Regions from separate parts of the Homo sapiens genome. Here region 2 is linked to region 1. The links are chromatin contacts, found by Hi-C or POLR2A ChIA-PET in ENCODE. All regions are on one chromosome and are shown on one strand. The core of a region is the stretch at or near the end of the contact, and the rest is flanking DNA. Distances in the headings are between cores, read along the strand shown. Region 1 has its middle 34 kb from the start of KHDRBS1. Region 2 holds the start of HDAC1 (histone deacetylase 1).

Region 1 (6,966 bases), core at 3,791-6,290:
CTACTATCAGGCCTGTTGACTTAGGTGGGGTCAACACACCTCTTCCAAGCTCTAGAGGCAAGACATGACCCACATCTGGCCAATTACGTGTTCCATCCCTCTGGTCACAGTGACTGGTTTGAGGTAGCCTTGTGACTCATGCCAAGTCCATGAGAATACTGGAACTTTGTCAGATCCATTGGGATAGAGATGAACCTTTCTTTTTTGTTTGTTTTTTGTTGTTGTTGGGGTGGGAGTTGTTTGGTTGTTTGTTTGCTTTTTTCTTTTTTTAAGGCAGAGTCTCTGTCACCCAGGCTTGAGTGCAGTGGTGTGATCTCGGCTCACTGCAACCTCCGCCTCCCAGGTGCAAGTGATTCTCCTGCCTCAGCCTCCTGAGTAGCTGGGACTACATGCACCTGCCACCGCACCCAGCTAATTTTTGTATTTTTAGTAGAGATGAGGTTTCACCATGTTGGCAGGCTGGTCTTGAACTCTTGACCTCAGGTAATCCACTCACCTCAGCCTCCAAAGTGCTGGGATTACAGGCGTGAGCCACCGCACCTGGCTATGTTTGTTTGCTTTTTGAGACAGGGTCTCCGTCTGTCACCCAGGCTAGAATGCAGTGGTGCAATCACATCTCACTGCTGCCTCGACCTCCCAGGCTCAGGTGATCTTCCCACCTCAGCTTCCCGAGTAGCTGGGACTACAGGCATGTGCCATTACACCTGGCTAACTTTTGTATTTATTGTAGAGATGGGTTTTCGCCATGTTGCCCAGGCTGATCTTGAGCTCCAGGACTCAAGCAATCCACCCACCTCGGCCTTCCAAAGTGCTAGAATTACAGGTATGAGCCACTGCACCCAGGCTGAAATGAACCTTTCTTTGGACTTGACACTGGGAGGATATAAGCTTGGAGCTGCTGGAAGTTGCTAGGTAGAGAGAGTGCCCGAATGGAAAGCACACCCAGAGGAACTAGAGCTGAAGGAGAGAAAGAGACTGAAGCTGCCAACTCTAAGTAAGCTCTTGCCTAAACTCTTGAACAAACATGTCTAATGTCTGTACATCGTTTCGGGTACATGAAGCAATAATGAGGCAATAATTCTCTCTCTTTCCCTTAAGACAACCAAAAGAATCCTTATTTGGCAAATGTATCAGTCAGGGTCCCAAGTGAAAACAGATGACACACTAAAATTAGAATAATTTGAAGAGGGTTTATTTACGATGGTGTGAGTGGGTGCACAGAAACCATAGGGACAGCACAGTGGCCCGGGGCTAGCAACACTTGAGGAGCTGCCACCACCCTTAGGCCTGAAGGGACAGGGGAGAGCATTTCCTGAGGGAGGGAATTTTGGAAAAGAGGCCTCCTTAAGAAGAGCTGTGACTGCCCATCAAGGATACCCTGTCAACCTGTAGAGGGAGCAAGGGAATAACTACCCAACTTCTCTCCCTTCTGGCCCCTCAGACCCAGTGTCCCCAGTGGCTGAGCCCAAGAAGGAGCCAGAAGGCAAAGCAGCCTGCTGATGTGTCCAGACAAGGCAGACACAGAACAGGACAGAGAAGAGTGAAGCGTGGGTCTGCAGGGGCAGATGGGAGATGGCTGGCTCTCCCAGAAAGCAGCACAGCCTGGTCTGACTGTCTCTCCACCAGCCCCGTGATGGCTGGTGACAATTTGGAATCTCAGGCCAGAGGGTTTTTTTTGTTTTGTTTGTTGTTTGTTTTTGAGACGCGGTCTCGCTCTGTCTCCAGGCTGGAGTGCAGTGGCACAATCTCGGCTCACTGCAACCTCTGCCTCCCAGGTTCAAGTGATTCTTCTGCCTCAGCCTCCTGAGTAGCTGGGACTACAGGCATGTGCTACCACGCCCAGATAATTTTTATATTTCTAGTAGAGACAGGGTTTCATCATGTTGGCCAGGATGGTCTCGAACTCCTGACCTTGTGATCCGCCCGCCTCGGCCTCCCAAAGTGCTGGGCTTACAGGCATGAGCCACCGCGCCTGGCCTGTTTGTTTGTTTTTAAAGGGACAGAGTCAGGGCCGGGCACTGTGACTGACACCTGTAATCTTGGGAAACACCTTGGGAAGCTGAGGCAGGTAAATCACTTGAAGTCAGGAGTTTGAGACCAGACTGGGCCACATGGTGAAACCTCATCTCCACTAAAAATATATATATACAAAAATAAGCTGGTGGCACATGCCTGTAATCCCAGCTACTCCGGGTTGAACCTGGTAAGCGGAGGTTGTAGTGAGCTGAGATCGCACCACTGCATTCCAGTCTAGGCAACAGAGCGAGACTGTCTCTAAATAAATAAATAAACAAATAAACAATCAAAGGCACAGGGTCTTGCTTTGTTGTCCAGGCTGGTCTTGAACTCCTAGACTCAAATGATCCTCCCACCTCGACCTCCCAAAGTGCTGGGATTACAGGCATGAGTCACTGAGCCTGGCCAGACCAGAGTTTTCAAACTCTCATCATTCCCTTTGGTCTTTTCTATACATCTGTGTCCCTCCTTCCCTAGAGAAGACCCTATAGGAGGTTGGAATTCTGAGAATCTGGAAAGAATCCACAGACCAGCCCAGCTTACTTTGCAGGAGGTAGAAGCCTCTAGCTCAGCCTCCCAGTGACCAGAATCCTGGGCTGACCCTCAGGCCTCACCCTGCCAGTTCCCTTGCCCCACAGACATCTCTTTGCTTGCCACTGTGGCCCCAGTCACCACCAGACAGCAGCTCCGTGACTTTCCTTTCTCTCCATAGGAGATGTCTGTTTCCTTCTGTAGCCAAGCCAGAGAAGGTTCTGGGATTCCCCACTACTGGCAGAAGCCCACAAGTGCCCTGAGGACGGGGCTGAGTTGCATCCAAGTATCTCACTTTGGTCACGCAGACACCTGTTCCCTCTTTCTTTTATTCCCAAGACACTCACCCTAATCTTCATTGCCAAAATGAGTTACTCTCCACCTTTCAAATCCAGTTTAAACCTTAGAATCTTTCAGTTTCAACACCAGAGGACATACAATTTAAAAAATTAAAAAAATTAAAAAACGGCTGGGCATGGTGGCTCACACCTGTAATCCCAGCACTTTGGGAGGCTGAGGCGGGCAGATCACGAGGTCAGGAGATCGAGACCATCCTGGCTAACATGGTGAAACCCCATCTCTACTAAAAAATATAAAAAAATTAGCCGGGCATGGTGGCGGGCGCCTGTAGTCCCAGCTACTCGGGGGGCTGAGGCAGGAGAATGGCGTGAACCTGGGAGGCAGAGCTTGCAGTGAGCCGAGATCGCGCCACTGCACTCCAGCCTGGGCGACAGAGCGAGACTCCATCTCAAATAAATAAATAAATAAATAAATAAATAAATAAATAAATAAATAAAAATAAAACAACTTAGAATTTCCTCAGAAAGCCTTCCTCATCAGTTCTTCCGACTCCACTCTTGCTATTATGACAATTATTATCAGAAGGACTTCTGCACATAAATACCTAATAATAGCAACTAACATGTACTAAGATGTACTAAGTGCTATCAGCCCATCGCTGAGCTATTTGCAATACAGAAACCATCTCATTTAATTTTTACATCCACCTTGTAAGATATGTGCTACCGATATATAGAATATGTTGTGATTGGTAGCCCTGGACTGTACCATGAAGCGACCTTAGGAGCAATTACTTTATCCATTTCCATGGAAAAAAGTGAGGCTCGGAAAGGATAAATTACTAGCTTAAGTTCACACAAGCAAGCAAAAGGCAGAGACGAAACCTAAACCCAGGTATGACCAACCCCAAAGCCTATATTCTCTCTCTGTCTCTCTTTTTTTTTTTTTTTTTTTTTGGAGACAGAGTCTTGCTCCATTGCCCAGGCTGGAGTGCAGTGGCGCAATCTCGGCTCACTGCAACCTCCACCTCCCAGGTTCAAGTAATTCTTCTGCCTCAGCTTCCCAAGTAGCTGGGACTACGGGTGCCCATCACCATGCCCAGCTAATTTTTGTATTTTTAGTAGAGACGGGGTTTCACCATGTTGGCCAGGCTAGTCTCGAACTCCTGACCTCAGGTGATCCACCCAACTCAGCCTCCCAAAGTGCTGGGATTACAGGCATAAGCCACCTTGCCTGGCCAAAGTCTATATTATTAAGATTGCAATATTTTACTATGTCCCAGGTATGTGCAGTTCCAGAGTTAGGTAGTAGCTGGAGGAGTTTCTGAATTTTCTGTGTAACGTGGTTATATACGTGCTAGAATCGCAGTCAGTGAACTTAATATGCAAATGAAATACTCTGTACACTGTAAACAATGTTACCTCTCAAGTTTTTGCAGCAAACACCACCATTATCCCTTTGGAGTTAAACCCGCTTGGCTACCACCCTTGCTGTCAAACCCCCATGAGATGCCAAACACTTGAAAAGGGTTTCATCGGAGATGTCAGTGTGAGATTAAGAACACACAACAGATGAAATAGAGAAAACAAGGGAATTCACTAGCAGTTACTGGTAAGACGCTCAGGCTATTAGCCTGTCACACTCCCCACTGCCAGCAAAGCCATCTTTAGCCACTTGGAAACCTGGCCTTGCTTTCACTTCCTTTGTGAAATGTCCCGGGTGGTATTTTCCCCACAGTGTAAACAAGTCCTTTTACATTAATCAATTCATTTAATTCTCACAAAAACACTATAAAGTAAGTACTGTTATCATCTCCATTTTACAGATGACGTAACTGAGGCACAGAGAGTCTAAGCAGTTTGCTCAAAGTCACATGTGACATATGGCAGTGCTAGATTCAAACCCTTAAGTTACTGCGGAATCTGTGCTCTCAAAAACTACTACTCAGGCTGGGCGCAGTAGCTCACAGCTGTAAACCCAGCACTTTGGGAGGCTGAGGCAGGCAGATCACCTGAGGTCAGCAGTTCGAGACCAGCCTGGCCAACGTGGCAAAACCCCGTCTGTACTAAAAATACAAAAAAATTAGCCGGGCATGGTGGTGCATGACTATAATTCCAGCTACTCAGGAGGCTGAGGCAGGAGAATCACCACTTGACCTGGGAGGCAGAGGTTGCAGTGAGGTGAGATCACACCACTGCACTCCAGCCTGTGCGACAAAGTGAGACTCCGTGTCAAAAAAAAAAAAAAAAACCACATACACACACACAAAAACCCCTACTACTCTGTAGTTTGACAACAAAGCTAAATGAAGATAATTAGAAAATCCACTATTGCACCAGAATTGCAAAAGGGCTGTGGAGATATGTTTTTTTGTAGAATCTATGTGCTTTAGTAATGTGGAAGGGAGATCTCCCACCAAAATGTGTGGTGAGGTAGGCCTGGGTCACTCCCCAGACCAGGATCCCCCAGGCTCCAGGCTTTCATCTTAGCCCTGTAGTAACCCCCTCAGAAAAAGAATGCTTCTTTCCCATTTGTTCCAGCAAAAATCCTAAGATTGCTCTGATCAACTACCTTGGTTCTGTGCTTAACATTGACCCAGTTACAGAACTAAAGGATGGAATATGCTGACTTGTCGGGCCTGGGTGATATGCACATCCTTCTCTGCAGCCACACCCCAACACACGGAGCAAGAATGGAGAGATGGCTCCTAGCGAAAACTAGACTACTGAGAGGAGGGGAAAGAATGCTGAGCAGGCAAAACAACAGATGATCCAGGGATTCAGGCATTGACACTGGTAATTATAAGCCAGTGTGATAAATGACTTGACAGGAAGGAACTGGCACTGGAAGACAGCAGAGGAAACACCTAAACCAGAGGAAGTGGCATGTAAGCTGAGACCCAAGGAGGAGGTATCCAGGGCAAAGAGGGTGTGGGGTGGGGAAAGGAAACAGGCTGTGCATATTTTTATTTCCTTCCCTCCCTCCCTCCCTCCCTCCCTCCCTTCCTTTTTTTGAGACAGAGTCTCGCTCTGTCACCCAGGCTGGTATGCAGTGGCGTGATCTCGGCTCACTGCAACCTCCGCCTCCCAGGTTCAAGGGATTCTCCTGCCTCAGCCTCCCAAGGAGCTAGGATTATAGGCGCCTGCCACCACCCCTGCCTAATTTTTGTATTTTTAGTAGAGACAGGGTTTCACCATGTTGTCCAGGCTAGTCTCGAACTCTTAACCTCCAGTTATCCACCTGCCTCGGCCTCCCAAAGTGCTGAGATTACAGGTGTGAGCCACCACGCCTGGCCACATTTCTTGAAATGTGTGAGATTGGGGCCTAAACATTCACAGAGTCCGTGAGGATGAAGATGATGGGCCAGTCTGGGTGCCCTGGAGTGGCCTGAGCAGAAAGGAAGGAAAATGGATTAGGGGCTGAAGAGGAGATGAAGCTTTTAGTTTGGATATTGATCCTGAGGGGCACATGGGTCATTCTGTTAGAGATATCAAAGAGCCAGCTGAATATGTGGGTATGGCATTTGGGAGCAGGATCTCTGGACAGAGATCTGGGTGTGATCAGCACAAGGATGACCATTGAATGACCATCAGTTAAGGTCATCAAATGGTTACTGAGTGTAGGAGAGACATCCTTGGGTGAGGGGACCAAGTGGGAACAGACTCTTCAACAAAGACATCCAGATGGCCAAATAGCACAAGAAACAAGCATGTAAAAACATTATTACTGGCCGGGCTTGATGGCTCATGCCTGTAATTCCAGCACTTTGGGAAGCCGAGGCGGGCAGATCACTTGAGGCCAGGAGTTCAAGACCAGCCTGGGCAACATAGCCCGACCTCATCTCTACAAAAAACTTAAAAATTAGCCAGATGTGTTGGCATGCACTTGCAGTCCCAGCTACCCAGGGAGCTGAGGCAGGAGGATTGCTTGAGCCTGGGAGGTTGAGGCTACAATGAGCCATGATCATGCCACTGCACCCCAGCCTCGGCAACAGAAAAAGACCCTGTCTCAAAACAAAAAATATTATTACTTATTACTATGTGGGTAGATACATTAAAACAGTGAGATACCACTACGTACCTATCAGAATGGCTGAAATTTGAAATTAAAACGACTGAC
Region 2 (7,096 bases), core at 2,787-5,286, 310 kb after region 1:
GCTACTCAGGAGGCAAGCTTGTATTCCTAGCTACTTAGGAGGATAGTTTGAGCCCAGGAAGTCAAGGCTGCAGTGAGCATGATCCTGCCATTGCACTCCAGCCAGAGCAAAAAAGAGAGCGAAACCCCATCTCAAAAAAAAGGGAAGATTTAGCTATGTTGGACTTACCTGTCCTCATGGAGCTGAATAATGGCCACCCCTCCAGGTAGGGCCTGAACTCTACCTTTGCCAGAGTCCCCTCCACTCCCTGTTGGTCTTAGACAATGAAACTGAGTGTTAGTAGCTATTTACCACCAAGCTCATGCTTGTTGTTCTTATAATAAAGATAAATGGTTTAATAAATGGTATGATAAAGAAAATTATATTATGGTATTATACCATTTAATAAATGGTATAATAAAGAAAATGGTTTTTTGCACCCACATTTCCATTAAAAAGTGAGAAAATTAAAGATACCTGAGGATGGCAGAGTGTTTGATGAAAGATAGGGAAATGTTGGCCAGGCACCGTGGCTCACACCTGTAATCCCAGCAGTTTAGGAGGCCGGGGCAGGCGGATCACAAGGTCAGGAGTTCAAGATCAGCCTGGCCAACATAGTGAAACCCCGTCTCTACTAAAAATACAAAAAATTAGCCGGGAGTGGTGGCAGGTGCCTACAATCCCAGCTACTCGGAAGGCTGAATGGCGCGATCTCAGCTCATTGCAACCTCTGCCTCCCAGGTTCAAGCCATTCTTCTGCCTTAGCCTCCCTAGTAGCTGGGATTACAGGCGCCTGCCACCATGCCTAGCTAATTTTTATATTTTTAGTAGACGTGGGGTTTCGCCATGTTGGCCAGGCTGGTCTCAAACTCCTGACCTTGGGTGATCTGCCCGCCTCGGTCTCCCAAACTGCTGGGATTACAGGAGTGAGCCACAGTGCCCGGCCTCTAATTTTTATTTTTAATTTTTTTAATTTTTATTTTTTTAATTTTTATTTTATTTATTTTTTGTAATTTTTAAAATATACAAAAAAAGGGCCGGGTGTGGTGGCTCACGCCTGTAATCCCAGCACTTTTTGGGAGGCTGAGGTGGGTGGATCACGAGGTCAGGAGATCGAGACCATCCTGGCTAACATGGTGAAACCCTGTCTCTACTAAAAATATAAAAAAATTAGCCGGGCCTGGTGGCAGGTGCCTGTAGTCCCAGCTACTCGGGAGGCTGAGACAGGAGAATGGCGTGAACTCGAGAGGTGGAGCTTGCAGTGAGCCAAGATCGCACCACTACACTCCAGCCTGGGCGACAGAGTGAGACTTCATCTCAAAAAAAAAAAAAATTATATATATATATATACATATATATATGCAAACAAAGAGCATCTGAGTCATAATAATGTAAATCTATCACCTGACTGACCTGCTGCCACACCTCATGATCTCATCTGATCCCCACACTCCTTCTCTTTGGGATACTGTGTACAGCCATAGCGTGGGTGAACTTTGTATTCCTATCCTCCCCATTTTTGTTATTTTATTTTATTTCTTATTTATTTGAGACAGAGTCTCACTCTGTCATCCAGACTGTAATGCAGTGGCCTGATCTCGGCTCACTGCAACCTCCACCTCCCGGTTTCAAGCGAATCTCCTGCCTCAGCCTCCTAAGTAGCTGGGACCTACAGGCACACACCACCACGCCCAGCTAATTTTTGCATTTTTAATAGAGACGGGGTTTCACCGTGCTGGGCAGGCTGGTCTCGAACTCCTGACCTCAGGTGATTTGCCCACCTCAGCCTTCCAAATTGTTAGGATTACAGGCATGAGTCACTGTGCCCGGCCTCCTCCCCATTTTATAACAAGGGAAATGGAGGCCCAGAATGGTTAAGTAAACCCACCCAGGGCTAGCTGAGAATTAGCAACAGAGAACTGGGAGTAGAATTTGTTCCCTGGCCCTTTGCTGTTTCTATTATAAGCCACCCAGTCTTAGATTTTCTGTTACCTTATAATTAATGACTCAAATGCAGTTTCTGAGTGAGAAACACAAGTCCCAAACACTCTTTAAAGAGGCATAAAGATGTATCTTGTTGTTTTCTTTTGTTTGAGACAAGGCCTGGCTCTATTGCCCAGGCTGGAGTGTGGTGACATGATCTTGGCTCACTGCAACATCTGTCTCCTGGGCTCAAGCCATCATCCCACCTCAGCCTCCTGAGTAGCTGGAACTACAGGAGCGCGCCCCCACACCTGGGTAATTTTTCTATTTTTTGTAGAGATGGGGTTTTGCCATGTTGCCCAGGCTGGTCTCGAACTCCTGAGCTCAAGTGATCCACCCATCTTGGCCTCCCAAAGTGCTGGGATTACAGGCGTGAGCCACTGTGCCCAGCCTCTTGTTGACTGTAGGACCACAAGTTGGCGGCTAACTTAGAGCAATGTTTGGCACACAGGAAGCACTCATTAAATATTGACATTATTGTAGTTATTTTAATAGCCCAGCATTGCACTTTTAGGTCTTTCAGCTTTCAGTGATGATCAGTTGATAATTGATGATCTGGTGGAGTGGTTCTTAATGGTAGAGTTGGGGGCAATTTTACACTCCCTTACACCCCACTAATCTTCCCCCCAACCCAATGGTAAAGCTATTGCACAGTACTTGGCAATGTCTAGAGACAATTTTGGTTGTCACAGCCTGGGGGGAAGGTGCTACTGGCATCTAGTGGGTAGAGGCTAAGGATGCTGCTTAATTTTTTTTTTTTTTGAGACAAGAGTTTCACTCTAGTTGCCCAGGCACAGAACAGCTTCACAGAAGCTGTTAATGCACAGAATAGCTTCCTACAAAAAAGCATTACCTGGCCCAAAATGTCATTAGCTACCAGGCTGAGAAACCTGCCCTCCTAGGCCGGGCGCTGTGGCTCACGCCCGTAATCTCAGCATATTGGGAGGCCGAGGTGGGCGGATCCTGAGGTCAGGAGTTCGAGACCACCTGGACCAACACGGAGAAACCCAGTCTCTACCAAAAATACAAAATTAGCCGGGCATGGTGGCACATGCTTGTAATCCCAGCTACTCGGGAGGCTGAGGCAGGAGAACCGCTTGAACACAGAGGCAGAGATTGTGGTGAGCCGAGATCACACCATTGCACTCCAGCCTGGGCAACTAGAGCGAAACTCTTGTCTCAAAAAAAAAAAAAAAAAAAAAAACAGGGAAAGAAAAGAAAGGAAACCTGCCCTCCTATCATAGGATAATCCCATTTCCTCCTGTCTAAAGAGACGCCTACTTAGTCATCCTGGGTGACTGCATCAGGGAGGTAGATTTTGGAGTCTGAAAGGCTGGGTTCTGTCACTTTGTTACAGTGCCTCTGGTGCAAAGAAAGCATTTTAAAAACCCTGTACAATTAAAAAATTGAATTTAATTACTTTGTGTAACTTTGAATAATTCACAGAAGTCTGAACTTCTTTATCCTGTCCTGTAAAATGGAGGTAAAAAGCCCTTGGCCGAGAGCTGTTTTGAGGAAAAACTGAAATAACATTGGTAAAGTGTCGCACAGTACTTGGCACACAGCAGCCCCTCGACAAACATTAGCTTTCTTTCCCTTTCTTGTCGGTTTCTTCCTCTCCAAACCCGCGTGTTGCTTTTCTTTTTAATTATTTTTCTGTAGCCCTCCTTTGCGGCCACAAACTCGCTTTCTAACCCAGGTTCAGCCCTTTTATTGGCTGAGTGACCTTGTGCAAGTCACTTTTCCCCTGTAGGCCTCGGTTTATTCTCCGTAAAATCAGAAAGTTGGCCTCCGATCTCCAAGCACGCTTTTCACGACGAAGTGGGACTGTTAAGTTTACAGAGCTGCTTTCCTCCCCCGGGACTGATGGTACGGTCCCCGGGCGGCTCCCCACCCATCTGTCGCAGACCTTGGTACAGGCCCAGGGGGCCCTCGGCGGCCTCTCCGGGCTGCCCTTGCCCCCTGCCGAGTTCCGGGCCCGTGTCTGCGCAAGCTGATTGGCTGGAGCGGTGCCCGGGCTGCGCGGCTATAGGTGAGCCCAGGAGGGGACGGGCGGGGCGGGCCGGAGGCCCGCCCCCTCCCCCCTGGGTCGGACGCTGAGCGGAGCCGCGGGCGGGAGGGCGGACGGACCGACTGACGGTAGGGACGGGAGGCGAGCAAGATGGCGCAGACGCAGGGCACCCGGAGGAAAGTCTGTTACTACTACGACGGTGAGCACCGTCCTCGCGGCGGGGGCGGGGCCAGGCCGGGCCGGACCGGGAACCTGGAGGCTGAGGCTGGAGCGCCGATGGGAGGCTGCGGGAGGCTGAGGCGCTGGGGAGAGGCTCGGAGAGGAGGCTGCGAGGGGGAAGTCGAGGCTGAGGGAGGAGGCTGCGAGGAAGGGAGATCGAGGCTGAGACCAAGAGGGGATCGCGTGGGGGAAGCGTGAGGTAATCTTGATGGGAAGATTCTGAGGAAGTCTGATGTGGAGAGTTTGAGTGGGACTCCTAGAGGGGAGGGTGCGTCGGAGCGGGGAGGCTGAATCTGATGGAGACGGCTGCAAGGATACATTTTCTTGCCGAGAACCCAAAGCTCTTCCCTGCCCCGTCCCTTCCTCATCTTTTCTGGGGGAAGAGTCCTGCACGACTGGTTGCCCGCCTCCCCTCCCCCAGCCTCTGAGCGGGGCCTGCGGTTGCTACTGCGACGTGGGGCGCCAGGGGTTGCAAGGAGAAGGATGCAACCTGTTAAAACAGACTTCTCACTTAATCTCTCAAGCAGGTTACTGTGTTCGAGGAAGTGTTGAGGGGCTGGGGCCGTGGGGTTGATCGGGTCACCCTTCCCAGTGACCGAAGTTCTCTCCGTGTCAGAGCTCAGAGTGTTAGGGGAGCACAGAGAAGAGGCACCGAACTCCACCTGAGGAGTCAGCGAAGGAGGGGACATCTTAGTTAGGACCTGAAGAACAGGAGTTCTTAGCCAGGCACAGGGAAGGCAAAGATAACAGCAAGTTTCAGAGGCAAGAGAGAGGACAGGACCTTTGAAAAACAGGCATTTGGCCGGGCGTGGTGGCTCACGCCTGTAATCCCAGCACTTTGGGAGGCCGAGGCTGGTGGATCACCTGAGGTCAGGAGTTCGAGACCAGCCTGGCCAACATGGTGAAACCCCGTCTCTACTAAAAATACAAAATTAGCCGCGCATGGTGGTGTGCGCCTGTAATCCCAGCTACTCTGGAGCCTAAGGCAGGAGAATCCCTTAGAACCCGGGAGGCAGAGGTTGCAGTGAGCTGAGATCGTGCCACTGCACTCCAGCTTGGACAACAGAGCGAGGCTCTGTCTTAAAAAAAAAAAAAAAAAAAGATGTAAATAGGGACCGGACCATGAAGGGCTGGGCATGCTGTCCCAAGGAAGTTGGACTTTATTGAGGGCACTTGTGAGTGATTCAAGTTTTATGCAGGTTATTGACATCATCAGGTTTATACCTTAGAAATTAAAGTAATGGGGGCCAGGTGCAGTGGCTCACACCTCTCTAATCCCAGTACTTTGGGAGGCTGAGGCAGGCAGATCACTCGGGGCCAGGAGTTCAGGACCAGCCTGGCCAACACGGTGAAACCCCATCTCTACTAAAAATACAAAATTTAGGCTGGGCACGGTGGCTCACGCCTGTAATCCCGGCACTTTGGGAGGCTGAGGCGGGCGGATCATGAGGTCAGGAGTTCAAGACCAGCCTGACCAACATGGTGAAACCCTGTCTCTACTAAAAATACAAAAATTACCCGGGTGTGGTGGTGCGCACCTGTAATCCCAGCTACTCAGGAGGCTGAGGCAGGAGAGTCGCTTGAACCCAGGAGGCAGAGGTTGCAGTGAGCCAAGATTGCACCGCTGCACTCCAGCCTGGGCAACAGGGTGAGACTCCATCTCAAAAAAAAAAAAAAAAATTAGCGAGGTGTGGTGGCACATGCCTGTAGTCCCAGCTACTCAGGAGGCTGAGGTGCGAGAGTTGTTTGAACCTGGGAGGCAGAGGTTGCAGTGGGCTGAGATCTCACCACTGCACTCCGTCCTGGGCAACAGAGCGAGACTTCGTCTCAAAAAAAAAAAAAACAAAAAAATTCAGATTGTAGGGGTAAGGAAGAAGGCATGGATCCCAAGTTCCTGGTGTGGGCAGTATTTTTTATTTTTTGAGATGATGTCTAGCTCTGTCACCCAGGCTGGAGTGCAGTGGCTTGATCTCGGCTCACTGCAACTGCAACCTCCACCTCCCAGATTCAAGGGATTCTCCTGCCTCAGCCTCCTGAGTAGCTGGGATTACAGGCGTGCGCCACCATGCCTGGCTAGTTTTTGTATTTTTATTAGAGATGGGGTTTCACGATGTTGGCCAGGCTGGTCTCAAACTGACCTCCAGTGCTCCATCTGCCTCAGCCTCCCAAAGTGCTGGGATTATAGGCATGAGCCACACTTCCTGGCCTCTGATGTGGGCAATTTGATGGTGAGTGTTTGGAGGTTTGGAGAATGCCATGTCAGTTGATAACTTTTTTTTTTTTTTTTTTTTGAGATGGAGTCTCGCTCTGTCGCCCAGGCTGGAGTGCAGTGGCGCAATCTCGGCTCACTGCTGCAAGCTCCACCTCCCGGGTCCATGCCATTCTCCTGCCTCAGCCTCTCCAGTAGCTGGGACTACAGGCGCCCGCCACCACACTGGGCTGATTTTTTGTATTTTTAGTAGAGACAGGGTTTCACCGTGTTAGCCAGGATGGTCTGGATCTCCTGACCTCATGATCCGCCCGCCTCGGCCTCCCAAAGTGCTGGGATTACAGGTGTGAGCCACCGCACCCGGCCCCAACTTTTTTTTTTTTTTTTTAAACTTCTAGAGATGGGGTCTCAATATGTTGCCTGGGCTTGTCTTGAACTCCTGTGCCTGGCCTCAAGCAATCCTGCCACCTTGGCCTCCCAAAGTGCTGGGATTACAGGCCTAAGCCACTGTTTTTTTTGTTGTTGTTGTTTGTTTGTTTAGAAATAACTATTGATAACTGTTAAGATGTTTAGGGGACATCCAAGTAGAGGCATCCAGTAGGCAGTTTAGAAGATAGAAATTTTTTGGTAGTCATCAGTATCTTAGTCTGCTATAACAGAACACTGTTTATAAAGAACAGAAATTGCTGAATGTG

What was found. Hi-C counts contacts between places; a loop is a spot of excess contacts on that map. ChIA-PET counts read pairs that join two places held with the same protein, here RNA polymerase II (POLR2A). Pooled maps may share reads with other maps.
Region 2: a loop to region 1 is called in a pooled map, with 3 times the contacts of the local background. The contact joins the promoter of HDAC1 here to the enhancer-like site in region 1. A Hi-C loop is called at or near these places in 2 of 50 pooled maps. POLR2A ChIA-PET finds 5 or more read pairs at or near these places in 3 of 52 experiments (HEK293T, WTC11 and naive thymus-derived CD4-positive, alpha-beta T cell).

The regions. Positions count from the first base shown.
Region 1 is chr1:31,976,516-31,983,481 of GRCh38, forward strand. No RefSeq gene overlaps it. Among named protein-coding and RNA genes, the nearest start is that of KHDRBS1, 34 kb to the right of the region's middle. Within about 2 kb of position 5,041, at least 6 of the 41 ENCODE cell types and tissues checked have a DNase peak (open chromatin) inside an H3K27ac peak, as active enhancers do.
Region 2 is chr1:32,288,047-32,295,142 of GRCh38, forward strand. It overlaps HDAC1 (histone deacetylase 1), which reads left to right and starts at 4,037. Exons shown (of 14, transcript NM_004964.3): 1 at 4,037-4,172. The coding sequence starts at 4,124. RefSeq lists a silencer at 3,751-4,160 and enhancers at 4,771-4,830, 4,902-5,476.